2 separate regions of the Homo sapiens genome follow, and region 1 is linked to region 2. A link is an interaction called in ENCODE POLR2A ChIA-PET data of the cell type or tissue named here. Cell type or tissue: OCI-LY7. All regions are shown on one strand. Links, peaks and the distances in the headings refer to the core of each region. The heading gives the core; the rest is flanking DNA. Region 1 overlaps EFNA4-EFNA3 (EFNA4-EFNA3 readthrough). Region 2 has its middle 28 kb from the start of KCNN3.

What was found. ChIA-PET counts read pairs that join two places held together with the same protein. Peaks named below come from ENCODE experiments on the same cell type or tissue, not always from the same donor. Only the 100,000 strongest peaks of a DNase experiment are listed, where the experiment ranks them.
Region 1: POLR2A ChIA-PET joins it to region 2 with 5 read pairs; 4 of 35 experiments call an interaction of 5 or more read pairs at or near these places.

Annotation. Positions count from the first base shown.
Region 1 is chr1:155,072,867-155,077,020 of GRCh38, reverse strand. All of the region lies in intron 1 of EFNA4-EFNA3 (EFNA4-EFNA3 readthrough), which reads right to left. Among named protein-coding and RNA genes, the nearest start is that of EFNA3, 3.9 kb to the left of the region's middle. In OCI-LY7, for the core only: no CTCF peak of the experiment used is centred there; a DNase peak (open chromatin) is centred at 2,970; H3K4me3 peaks cover 473 bases.
Region 2 is chr1:154,894,056-154,903,292 of GRCh38, reverse strand. No RefSeq gene overlaps it. Among named protein-coding and RNA genes, the nearest start is that of KCNN3, 28 kb to the right of the region's middle. In OCI-LY7, for the core only: no CTCF peak of the experiment used is centred there; no DNase peak of the experiment used is centred there.

The DNA of each region.
Region 1 (4,154 bases), core at 1,494-3,993, 180 kb before region 2:
TCTATAGGGCCTGGGTACTCTTTAGAATCTGGCACCCCCACACCCACCCTCCAATAATAACTGAGCCCTTCTCTTAGAATCCGGAGCCCTCTCTACAGGATTTAAGCAGCTCTCTCTATGGAGTCGAAGCCTCTGGTTTTGAAGTTGAGATACTCTTTATAGGGCCTAGCTAGGCCTGTGTCCGTGGGATCTAGTGCTTTGTCTACCTGGGCCTCTATCCATAGGGCTGCTAGCTGATTTGGGCCTTTGTGTGAATTAGAAAAAGGACCCTTCTTTGCAGGCTCAGTCCCTAGGGTGCATCTCTTGGCAAGTGGTGCCTTTGTGCAAAAACAAAGGTGCTGCCTCCTTCAGTGAGAGGTGGCTCTAGTGGCTCCCTGTCTTAGTGAGGGAGCTTGGGCCGATGTCCCCTTCCCCTTGGGTGGCTCCTTTGTGCCATGCACAAACTATATGACCATATATGGCAATTCTGTCTACAGGATATGTGCTTCTAGCTATAATGCCTATGTCTGTCTATAGGCCTCTATTCATAAGGTCTGGGCTTCTCTAGGGACTGAGTCCCTGTGTATAAGATCTGAGCCACTGTCCACATGCCCAGGGCCTAATCTAAAGGCCTGGGCTTCTCTCTGTGGCATGTGAGTCATGGAAGGACCCAGGCCTTATTGATGGGGTCTAGACGTTTGGGTATAAATGTAACTCAAATTGTTTCTGACTGTGATCCACCACAGTAGGATTATATTTTGCACTGCAGTTCAGTCACACACACACACACACACACACACTCATACACACACACTCATACACACACACATTTAACTGAAATAATAAGTTTCATGAAACAATACTTACCCTTACTACAGAGGATGCACGATGATATTTTCCTCTGTTCTAGTTTTAAAATTAAAAACAATAAAATAAAAAGCTGGTTGAAGCCCATAAAATTGACTTCTTGACTTTACCATCCCCACTATAGATCACAACCTATAGTGTGAAAAACTGGTGTCTAAGGCCTGGGCCCTGAACGACCTCTCTGTTGGATGAGGGCCTCTGTGGAGGTTGGAGCTCCCTCCATGGGGCTGGTCCTGTTTTCAGGGCTTCAGGCCTCCTCCTCCTTACCTGCAGGCTCTGACTCTTGGGCTTGCTAGCACACTGCTGGCTGCCAAGATCTCTCCCGGGACACTGAGCTCAGCTCCTGGGAGGACTCTGACATGGTGCCTCACTCTCCTCCATCCCTCAGGGGCCAAGGAAGCAGGGAGCTGAGCAGGTGTGGGACAGAGGGAGCTCTCAGGCTGTGTGGCCGAAGGCAGCGTCTGGGACAGTAGGTGGCAACCACAGAGCTGAGCTGTGTTCAATAAATCATGGAGGCTAGGGCCTGGGGAAGGGGGAGGTCAGGAGGGAAGCGGGGCCATGGATAAATAATTCATTAAACAAATAAACAAGGAGCCTGTGAGAGGGAAGATCAGGCACACGTGTGAGCAAGAGAGGCAGCTGCCAGCTCCAGGCATGAAATATTCACAGGTTCTGCACCTTGCACAGGGCCCGTGTGTGTGGCCCCAGCCCAGGCAGGCTGTTGGTGCCGTCCTAACCAGGAAACCTGGGTCCCAGCAAGTGTGTGTGTGTCGGCATGGCTCTGAGGATGCTCTAACGTCTGTGAGTTGACATGGAACTACATACAAGCCTGACAGCAGGGAACATAAGCACTGGTATGTGGTCCAGTTCACAGGAAATTAGGATGCAGGGCTTGGTGGGTGGCATTGGGGTGTAATCACCTCTGATTCTGGTCATGTCCTGATCCCTCTAATGAGTCCAGCAAGCCAAGAAGCCTGGAGCTCTGGGGTGTTACACTAGAGGTGTGTGTGAGTCCTCTGAATGTATTTCAAGAAAAGCTGAGAGGCAGCAGTATTGGCTTAGCAGTGAACAGCCTGGGCTTGGATTCGAATTCCAGTTCTGCCACTCGCTAACTATGCTAGTCACTCAACTTCTCTGAGACTGCTTCCTCATCTGTAAAATGGGGATAATAATGCCCCACCTCAGGGAGCTGGTAGTTAAGAGGATTAAGATCCATAATACCTGGGAAGCACTTAACACAGTGTTTAGGATCCCAGAGGCACTGGATTAATGGAGGGTTTCTTATAATTAAGAGGTTATCTACTGAGGTCTGCCCACCTAGACCAGCCCAGACTCTTTTCCATTTGTTCTCCCTCATTTCCAAGCTTTCCTAACAGCTAACATAGGGAGAGATGTGACCTAGGGCTTAGAAAGTATGCAAGGGGTAGGAAAAGATTAGATGGAATGAGAAGAGGAGGTTACAGTCAAAAAAGGAAGTCTCTATTCTTGACAGTGTGGAAGAAGGGACCTTGACCTTCTCCTCAGACCCCAGAGACTCTCCTTAAGCCTTAAAAGTCTTCCTAAATCCAGACTTTCACCAAAGTTTAGCTCTCTAGAAAGTGACTGCAATGGCCGGGTGGCTCACACCTGTAATCCCAGCACTTTGGGAGGCTGAGGCGGGAGGATCACGAGGTCAGGAGATCGAGACCATCCTGGCTAACATGGTGAAACCTCGTCTCTACTAAAAATACAAAAAATTAGCCAGGCATGGTGGCGGGTGCCTGTAGTCCCAGCTACTCGGGAGGCTGAGGCAGGAGAATGGCGTGAACCCGGGAGGCGAAGCTTGCAGTGAGCCGAGATCGTGCCACTGCACTCCAGCCTGAGCAACAGAGCGAGACTCTGTCTCAAAAATAAATAAATAAATAAATAAAAGAAAGTGGCTGCAATGCCCATGCAGTGGCTCACACTTGTAATCAATCCTAGCACTTTGGGAGGCTGAGGCAGGAGGATGACTTGAGTCCAAAAGTTTGAGGCTGCCATGAGCAATGATCACACCATTGCCCTTCAGCCTGAGCAACAGAGTGAAACCCTGTCTCTTAAAAAAGAAAGGAAGGAAGGAAGTGGCTGCAAGGAGGCAGAGAGATTGGAGCAGAGGTCTCTGAGTAGCATCATAACCACCACCCCCAACAAGTCTTCCCTGCCAGAGTTCTGGCCCCCACCCTCTGCCTAGTGGTTGAAGGCTTCCTTGACAAAAATGATTGTGTCTGGGCAAAAACCAGAAGAGTGGCACCCCAGAGTGGGTGGGGAGAATCCAGGATGGAGAGAGCCTCAGAGGGCCAGGGTGGAGTATCTGGCGGCCTCCCAGTAGGTCCCAGCATTCCCCAGCCCTCTGTGTCCCCTGGAAAGGATCCGCTCCCTGTGGGAGAGCCAGCAAACAGGTCTGAGCTGGCCTGCTCCTCCACAGACAGAAGAAGAACAGGTTGGGGGAGGGGGCCTGAGATCTTGGTGGGGAGTGGTAGCGGTAACCCCCATGTCTCCTCTGAGGAGTTAGGGACAGAGGGGACTAGAGCCTGGGCACACCCTACAAAGCCAGGGGCCCAACCCTTCACCTTCTTTGGTCAGCCTGCTGCCACTTTGGGAGCCAGGGGTCTGGGCCCCCAGGTGTGAAGATGGTGCCTGCCCACCCTTTCCCAAGGAGCCAACATCAGTCTCCACTTCCCCTCCCCTGGGCTGGGCAGGTTCAGGCCAATCTGCTGAAGAGCTTCACAGCAAACATTGATCTGTAATAAAACCACAATGTGTTTCAGGAGAAGGGATTCCAGACACAACACACATACACTAACTCACACACATACATACGGATGCAAAACATGCCGCTCTGGGAGGGCAGACACCAGCAGTCCTGAAAACACATCCAAACATAGACCCACACTGTGTCAAACCCACAGACATTATTAGTTCTACACATCCCCTCTCTGCCATATACTTTGTCCTTCAAAATCAAAGCCTTCTCTGATGACCCGTTTTCCCTGTGTTCCCATAACACTTCGTATATAGCTCTATATTAGCATTTTCACTTTGCATTATAATTACTCATTGGCCAGTCTGTCTCCTTGGGTAATCTGAAGATCCCTTAAGGGAAGCGATCTTGTCTTATGCAAGTGTGTGTCCCCAGCATCTAGTATGCAGCCTAGTATTTACTTAGTAGGAGTAGTGAGGTGCTTAATAATTGTTGAATCAAGGAACAAAAGAATAAATGCCTTCTGACAGTGGGACTCCCATTTCTAGAATCCTTCAGAAGCCCACAGTAGAAAACCGTGCATGCTACT
Region 2 (9,237 bases), core at 4,821-7,320:
TCTCCCCTCCCCAACCCCCTGGCAGCCACTAATCTACATTCTGCCTCTATAGATTTGCCTATTCTGGATGTTTAATATAAATGGAATTGTAGAATATGTGTCCTTTGTGACTTATGTCTTTCACTTAGCACAATATTTTCAAGGCTCCCCCATATTGTAGCAGATGTCAGTACTTCATGGCTGAATGAGATTCCAGTGTATGGATACACCACATTTTGTTTATCCATTCATCAGTTGATGGCCATTAGGGTTCTGGCTATTATGAATAATGCTGCCATGAACATTCATGTACACGTTTTTGTGTGGGCATGAATTTTCAATTTTTTTTTTTTTGAGACAGAGTCTCACTGTGCTGCCCAGGCTGGGGAGCAGTGGTGTGATCTTGGCTCTCTGCAACCTCCACTACCTGGATTCAAGTGATTCTCCTCTCTCAGCCTCCTGAGTAGCTGGGATTATAGGCATGCACAACTATGCCTGGCTAATTTTTTGTTTTTTAATTTTGTGTTTAACTAGAGACAGGGTTTCACCATGCTGGCCAGGCTGGTCTTGAACTTCTGACCTCAAGTGATCTGGCTGCCTCGGCCTCCCAAAGTGCTGGGATTACAGGCATGAGCCACCGCGCCTGGCCATATTTTCAGTTCTTCTGGGGATATACCTAGGAGTGGAATTTCCAAGTCACCTGCGTTCATTAACAATGTTTGTGTGTATGTATGTGTGTGTGTGTGCATGTGTGTGGGTTCAGGGAAGGGTCCTTTTGCTTAAGTTTAAGGGTGGTATTGGCAGCCCATTCTCTGCTGTCCTGTGGGGAATGAAGGAAAGGGCTTTTGTCACACTGGGCTGAGTGGCCAGAAAAGGGTAAAACCAGAATGGTGGCTGTCACTTGTGAGAGATGCCAAATTATAATCTGGGCATTTAACTGAAAAGTGGCTATTCTGTGCTAACATGCTGGTTATAGGGCCATCACCTTCCCAGTCACCCAGCCTAAATTTCATGACACACATTTTGTGTATTAATTTCATGGTATACATTTTGTCTGTGTCATCATCAATAACTCTCGCATCTGCCCCTTCCCTCCACCATCCTAGTTTGGCCTCACGTGGTTCATTACCTCTTGTTTGCTCTTTGTGTTTTCTGATCACAGAAGTAATGCACAGATACACAAACCCAAAAGATTGCAGAAATACAAAATGTAGAAAGCAGAGCCATCCCCATACTGACTCCCCCAGAAATAGCTATCATCAACAATTTAGTGCCTTCTCTTCTGAAACTTTTATACATATTCTAACATATTATCTCTGTTTTAAAACAAAAATAGAACTGTGTATACTGTTCATCCTTGTGTTCCCCCCCCCATCAAAATATATTAGACATCTTCTCATGAAAATACATAGAGGCTCGCATCATTCTTTCAAATAGTGATATGCAGTCTATAGTGTGGCTATATGGTGGTTTATGTAACCAGCCCCATGTTTGTGGATATTTGGGTTGTTTCCAAGTTTCCACCATTATAAACTATGCTGCAACAGTGTTTCTGTATACATATCCTTTCTGCATTTGTGGGAGTTTTTCTGTAGAATAAACTCCCAGAAATGGAAATGCTGGGTCAGAAAATATAAACATTAAATATTTTAAATAAATACTACTACATTTTCCTCTGAAAACTTTATACAGTTTATATTATCATTAACAGTTCCTGCTGGGCACGGTGGCTCATGCCTGTAATCCTAGCACTTTGGGAGGCTGAGGCGGTTGGATTGCCTGAGCTCAGGAGTTCGAGACCAGCCTGGGCAACAACGGTGAAACCCCGTCTCTACTAAAATACAAAAAATTAGCCGGGCGTGGCGGTGTGCGCCTGTAGTCCCAGCTACTCGGGAGGCTGAGGCAGGAGAATCGCTTGAACCCGGGAGGCGGAGGTTGCAGCGAGCTGAGATCGCGCCACCGCACTCCAGCCTGGGCATCAGAGCGAGACTCCATCTCCAAAAAAAAAACAAACAAAAAAAACAGTTCACGAGAATGCTGGTTTCCCTGCCTTTTGCAGGGCTGGATATTATTGATTTTTGTCATTTTTACCAATCTTGGCAGTATGTCTTTTTTTTTTTCTTTTAGACGGTGTCTCACTCTGTCGCCCAGGCTAGAGTGCAGTGGCGCGATCTGGGCTCATGGCAACCTCTGCCTCCTGGGTTCAAGCAATTCTCTTACCTCAGCCTCCTGAGTAGCTGGGATTACAGGCACGTGCCACCATGCCTGGCTAATTTTTGTATTTTTAGTAGAGACAGGGTTTCACTCAGGCTGGTCTTGAACTCCTGACTTTGTGACCCGCTCGCCTTGGCCTCTCAAAGTTCTGGGATTACAGGCGTGAGCCACTGCACCTGGCAGCAGTATGTCTTCTTACCTCCCTTGACATATCATCCCAGCCTCCTAAAAGGTCCCTCTATGCCCAGTTCTTTCCTTTTGTTTTTGTCTTTGATTTTTGTTTTTTGTTTTTAGACGGAGTTTTGCTCTGTTGCCCAGGCTGGAGAGTGCAGTGGTGCCATCTTGGCTCACTGCAGCCTCCACCTCCTGGGTTCAAGCTATTCTCCTGCCTCAGCCTCCTGAGTAGCTGGGACTACAGGCACCCACCACCATGCCTCGCTAATTTTTGTATTTTTAGTAGAGACAGGGTTTCACCATGTTGGCCAGGCTGGTCTTGAACTCCTGGCCTCAAGTGATCCACCCGCCTCGGCCTCCCAAAGTGCTGGGATTACAGGCGTGAGCCACTGCACCCAGCCCCAGTGCTCTCCTTTTGTAATCTGCCCAATACATGGTTCTAATTATGACTTTGCCAACTCTAAAAACCCTTTTGAAAAATTGCAATAGGCCTGTCCAGGACACTTTTCTTCACGCAATCAACAGATAGTTATTGACTATGACCGATGTGCCAGGCATCGTGCTAAGCACTGGAGGCGCAGCATTGAACGGGAATGATAAGGTCTCTGCTGTTGTGGAGTTTAATTGTCATGGTGGGAGACAAATCACAAACACTGGAGAAGCAAAAATTATCAGACTGTTATACATGCAATAATGAGAATTAATATAGGTAGGTGGTGATGGTTACTGGGAGGTTGGGTGGACAAGAAGAAAGTTTCTGAGGAGGAAACACTTAAACTGAGCTCTGAATGATAAGAGCAAAGATGCAGGGAATAGCATGCTAGGCAGAAGGAACAGAATGTGCAAAGGCCAGAAAATAGGAAGGAACTTGGCATGGTGAGGAGTTGAAAGAAGCCAGATTGGCTAGGGTGGGGAGGACATGGTGGTGGAATGGGATGTGATGAGAGTAGAGGCTTAGCCAGGGTCTGGATTGGCACAGTTTTTTGAACCAGGGCAAGGAGATTGAATTTTAAGTGTGATGAGAAGCCACTGGGCAATTCTATTTTTTTTTTTTTTTTTTTTTGAGATGGAGTCTCACTCTATCGCCCAGGCTGGAGTGCAGTGACATGATCTCGGCTTACTGCAACCTCCGCCTCCTGGATCAAGTGATTCTCCTGCCTCAGCCTCCAATGTAGCTGGGATTACAGGCACAGACCACCATGCCTGGCTAATTTTTTTGTATTTTTAGTAGAGATGGAGGGGGCCTCCCTATGTTGCCCAGGCTGGTCTTGAACTCCTGGCCTCAAGTGATCCTCTTGCCTCAGCCTCCCAAAGTGCTGGGATTACAGGCATGAGCCACCACGCCTGGCCACAACAATTCGAATTTTGAATCTGGCCTGATCTGAGTTATGTTTTCAGAAGATCACTCTCACTGGGTGTGGAACATAGATGGTAAATGGGCAAGAGGATCAGCAGGGAGACCCTGTAGGAGAGACTGTGGTGGCCTGGGCATGGGGAAGGCAGTGCAGACAGAAGTGAACAGAATTTGGATGGAGTAACTAGGTAGACAGTGATGTTATTTACTGAGAAGGGGACGACTAAGGGAAGGCTAATCCTGTTCTGTCCAGGAGTAAATTTGAGATACTTATTAAACATTTCCATGGAGATGTCATGTAGGCAGTTGGATATTTTATTTATTTATTTATTTATTTATTTATTTATTTATTTATTTATTAGAGACAGGGTCTTGCTCTGTCACGCGGGCTGGAGTGTGGTGGTACAATCACAGCTCCCTGCAGCCTTGACCTCCTGGGTTCAAGCAATCTTCCCACCTCAGCCTCCCGAGTAGCTGGGATTACAGTGGTGTGCCACCACGCCTGGCTAATTTCGAAATATTCTGTAGAGACGGAGTCTCATTATGTTGGCCAGGCTGGTCTCGAACTCCTGGGCTCAAGTGATTTTCCCACCTTGGCCTCCCAAAGTGCTGGGATTGCAGGCGTGAGCCACCTAGTCTGGCCTTCTACAGAAGTTTTGCTGTGGGCTGGGCGCGGTGGCTCACGCTTGTAATCCCAGCACTTTGGGAGGCCAAGGCAGGTGGATTACCTGAGGTCAGGAGTTCAAGACCAGCCTGGTCAACATGGTGAAACCCCATCTTTACAAAAATACAAAAATTAGCCAGACATGGTGGCATGTGCCTATAATCCCAGGTATTCGGGAGGCTGAGGGGGAAGAATCGCTTGAACCCGGGAGGTGGAGGTTGCAGGGAGCGGAGGTCGTGCCATTGCAATCCAGCCTGGGTGACAGAGTGCGACTCTATCTCAAAAAAAAAAAAAAAAAAAAGAAGAAGAAGAAGGTTTTGCTGTGGATGAGGAGGAAAGGAATGGAGGAGCAGAGGGAGGGGAGATGAGATTGAGGGAGGATTTAAAAAAACGATTCCAGGTTAAGTTCACAAGACGGAGGATTTTAAAATAAGAGATACTAGGACACTATATTGTACACACCGCAGGGTGGATTTGGTAGAAAGGCAGAAATTAACGTGCAGGAGAGAGAAAATGGGCAGAAGTCTGTCCTTGAGACGGGAGAGAGAAGGGGTCCAACACAGGAATGGGTGCAGGGCTGCAGGGACACTGTCTGTCCTCACAGGGGAGGAGCAGAGAGAGTGGGCTTTTTTTTTTTTTAAAACTTAACTATTCTAAATACATATGTAAGAGAGAGGGGTCTTGACACAGGTGGGCTGTAAGTTTTGTGGTATGCAGGGATGAGGTGGTTCCTGCCAGGTAGCATCAGGTTTTCCCCAAGGAATGCCAATGCAAGGTTACTGGCATAGTGGTGTGGGAGTTGTGGGGAGGAGGATGCAGGCCATCTGGGGACTGAGGAGAAGGAATGAACTCATCATGTTGGAGACTGGGGAAATATTCATTCCAAGGAAGTGTGGTAGGATTACTGGGTACTCATTTTATTTTATTCTTTGAGACAGTCTTGCTATGTTGCCCAGGCTGGCCTCGAGCTCCTGGGCTCAAGTGATCCTCCTGCCTCAGCCTCTTGAGGAACTGGGATTACAGGCAGGAGCCACTGCGTCCAGCTTTGGGTGCTCATTTTAGATTGACTTATAAATATCCCCAGCTTTTTCCTCAGAGGGAAGCCTTCTGTGCTTCCTGGCCCAGCTTTCCCGCCCCCATACCTGTGCTCATTCATTTCTTCATTGGGGTTTACTAGGTGGAATCTGAGCCAGAGGGAGGAAAGGAGGAGGCTGGCAAAGAGAGAGGCCACACAGAGTTCCCTGTGTGCTGCTCAGGGGGTCCCACCACAACCCCAGGCAGCCCAGCTCAGGGGGTCCCACTACAATCCCGGGCAGCCAAGCTCAGGGGGTCCCACCACAATCCTGGGCAGCCCAGCTCAGGAGGTCCCATCACAACCCTGGGCAGCTTAGCTCACAAGGTCCCATCACAATCTAGGGCAACCCAGCTCAGGAGGTCCCATCACAACCCTGGGCAGCTCAGCTCAGCTCACGAGGTCCCACCACAATCTGGGGCAACCCAGCTCAGGAGGTCCCATCACAACCCTGGGCAGCTCAGCTCACAAGGTCCCATCACAACTGTGGGCAGCTCAGCTCAGGAGGTCCCACCGCAACCCTGGGTGCTGGCAGAAGACCTAGCCCGCCTGCCCAGGCAGGGTTGGAGGCAGACTGACTAATTTTAGGAGGCCTCCTGGTTCTATTGTTCTGGGTGAGGCTGGGCGGTAGGGGAGGTGGTTTCAGGCGGGGATACCAGTGTGGGAAAGGAAGCGTGGCCGCTGTTGCCATGCGAGAAGGATGGAAACTGTGAGCCTGGTGTGCAGGTTTCGGCCCCAGGGAGGTTCTGCTCCGGTTCCTATGGAGCAGGTAGGAAGTTGCCCTTCCCCTCACCCCTTCCTCTGTGAGTGGCTTTTCCATTGTCCCAGCAAAGTGTGGGGTTGGCTGGACCCCTCAGCTCCCACGCCAGCGCCAGCACTGCCCTAGCAGTGCTGGGGGCAGTTTTCCCCCACACAGCTCTCCAGCTGGACAAAGAGTGAATGCCAGCCTGTCATAGGAACACGGTGAACTTGTTTGATTCTTTCAACTGCCAGCAAGGCTGCTAATTGCCATTTTGTGTGCAGGGATTGGAGACTCACTTGCTGAATGCCTTGCCCAAAGCCTCCCTTTGGTAGCTGAGTTCTCTCATGATCCCCCGGTGGGTTCTTAGGCTTCCAGAAGGACAGAATACTTTGTGCTTCTGGTGAGGTTTGCTCCTGTTCACATGGCAGCCTGGGTGGGCACAACAAAGATTTTTTTCTTAGAATTGTTGTATAAGAACAGAGCTAGCATGGGGGTCTAGAAATGGGCCCCAAAGGCCTGTGTTCAAATCTTGACCCCTCTAGGTGTTAGCCCTGTGACCTTTGAGCAAGCCACTGAATCTCCTGGAGCCTCTGGGTCCTCATCTGCTCCCTGGGGCCGGTCACCCCTGCCTGGTTCTTGGGGCTGCTGTGAGCTCCCATGAGATAATGCGTAGGAAAAGTCTTGCACGGGAGAAGGGACTCCCACTGGTGTGAAGCTAACAGTCTACAGCAAGGGCTGGATTTTATCTTGGCTCAAGAGGGAAAGGATTGCTTTACAAAAGGAAAGAGGGCTCATGGTAGTTATTTAGGAGTTTCATGGTGGTGGATTTTGTTGTTAAAGTCTTGTGGCCAAGTTACAGGAAGGCACACAGGGAGACGGATGAGGTGTTGCCCAGGCTGGTAAAATTCCGAACCCCACTGGTCTCCAAGGCCCTGTTGAAGAGGAGAGCACTAGGCTGGGAAAGCCACTCTGAAGGCAACTTGTATGATTTAAAATTCCAAAGATGTCTCGGCAGCTGGGTATGTTCTTTGTTGCTTAATAGGTTTTCTCCAGCTAATTCTCCTGGGTTCTTTCCATTTCCTGGCCAGACGGAGTAGCTTTAATATCTCTCCTCACTAGCAATAAGCTGCTGTCTGGCGAATGGAGATGAGAACCTGCAGATCCATGGGGGAGGGAGGACCAGAGTGATGGGATCTCAGCAATAGTGCTGGAGGGAAGTCAGGCCGCCCTCAAGGTCACCTGAGGGTCGTGGAGGGCCACGCAGCTGCCTGACAGAAGCAGTGCTGATCATTTTTACTTCTCTTATTTCCTGATGAACTCTTACTCGTCCTATAAGTCAAAGCTCAAGTGATTTCCCCTGTGGGAAGACTTCTCCAACATCACCAGACAAAATTAATCGGCCCTTTTTTGTGCTCCTATATCATTAAGGAAGATTTGGTTGCAAGGAACAGGGGAAAATCAATTTAAATGGTTTTAAACAATTAAAGATAATTTATTATCTTACACAGCTGTACCTTTCAGAAGTAATGTTAGCTTCAGGCATGGTTTGATCAGGATGCTGGCTCTGTTTCTTGTTAGTTCTCTAGACCCCACCCTCCTCTGATGTGTTGGCTTTGTCCTCTGCTAGCCTCTCCTATGGAGGTGATATGACTGTCAACAGCAATGGAGACTAAATTGCTTGCTTATTTATAGGCAGAAGGAAAGAATGTCTTCTTTCCCAGCCATAGACCAAAAGCCCTAAGACTTACTGGGTTTAGACCTGAACTGGCCAAGAAAATCCATACACCAACTGACTTAGGTCAGCATTATCTCCTCTTCCTGAATTAGTCAGTGTGTGGTAGAAAAGATGAAATTATGCCAGGCAGGGGCCACCTTGGATCTGGGATGGAATTAATCTCACTCAAACGTGTGGCTGCTATAAAATACATGTGGGTAGTTCCTAAAAGAAAATATTTTATGGAGAAGAGGGCAATTGTTGCTGGTGGTGCAACCAGCAATTGCCCTCTGTACTCTTGTGGTATTTGGTATACTAAACTCATGGGCACTTATGTTTGCCACTCCAATTCTTCTTAATTTTGGTGAAGTCCAATGTATTATGTTTTCTTTTATGGATTGTGCTTTTAGTATCATATCTAAGATATCTTTGCCTAACATAAAGTCACAAAGATTTTTCTCTTATGTTCTTTTCTAGAAGTTTTACAGATTTAAGTTTTACATTTAAGTCATTGATCCATTTTGAATTAATTTCTGTATATGATATTAGGTATGGATTAAAGTTACATTTTTGCATATGTATATTCAATTGTTTTGGCATCATTTGTTGAAAAGGTTGTCCTTTCTCCACTGAATTGCCTTTGCACCTTTGTTGAAAATCAGTTGCCAATACGTGTAGGTCTATTTCTGGACTCTATTCTGTTCCACTAATATTTTTCTCTTTTTGATGCCAATACCACACTCTTATTATTGTAGCTTGATCATGTCTTGAAATTAGGTAGTGTAAACCCTCTAACTTTCTTTTTCAAAATTATTTTGACTTTTTTTTAGGTCATTTGCATTTCCACATAAGCTTTATTTATTTATTTATTTATTGAGACGAAATCTTGCTCTGTTGCCCAAGCTGGAGTGCAGTGGCGTGATGTCAGCTCAGTGCAACTTCTGCCTCCCAGGTTCAAGCAATTCTCCTGCCTCAGCCTCCCGACTAGCTGGGACTACAAGTATGCTACCATGCCCAGCTAATTTTTGTATTTTCAGTACAGATGGGGTTTCACCATGTTGGCCAGGCTGATCTTGAACCCCTGGCCTTAAGTGACCTGCCTGCCTACCTTGGACTCCCAGAGTGCTGGGATTACAGGCATGAGCCACTGCACCCAGCCTAAATAAACTTTAGAATCAGCTTATAACTCTACAGAAAAAGCCTGATGTGATTTTGATTGAGATTGCACTGAATCTATAAATTTGGGGAGAACTGGCAACTTAATGATATTGAGTGTCTAACCCATGAACATGGTATATACTTCTCTGTTGGTTTAAATTTTCTT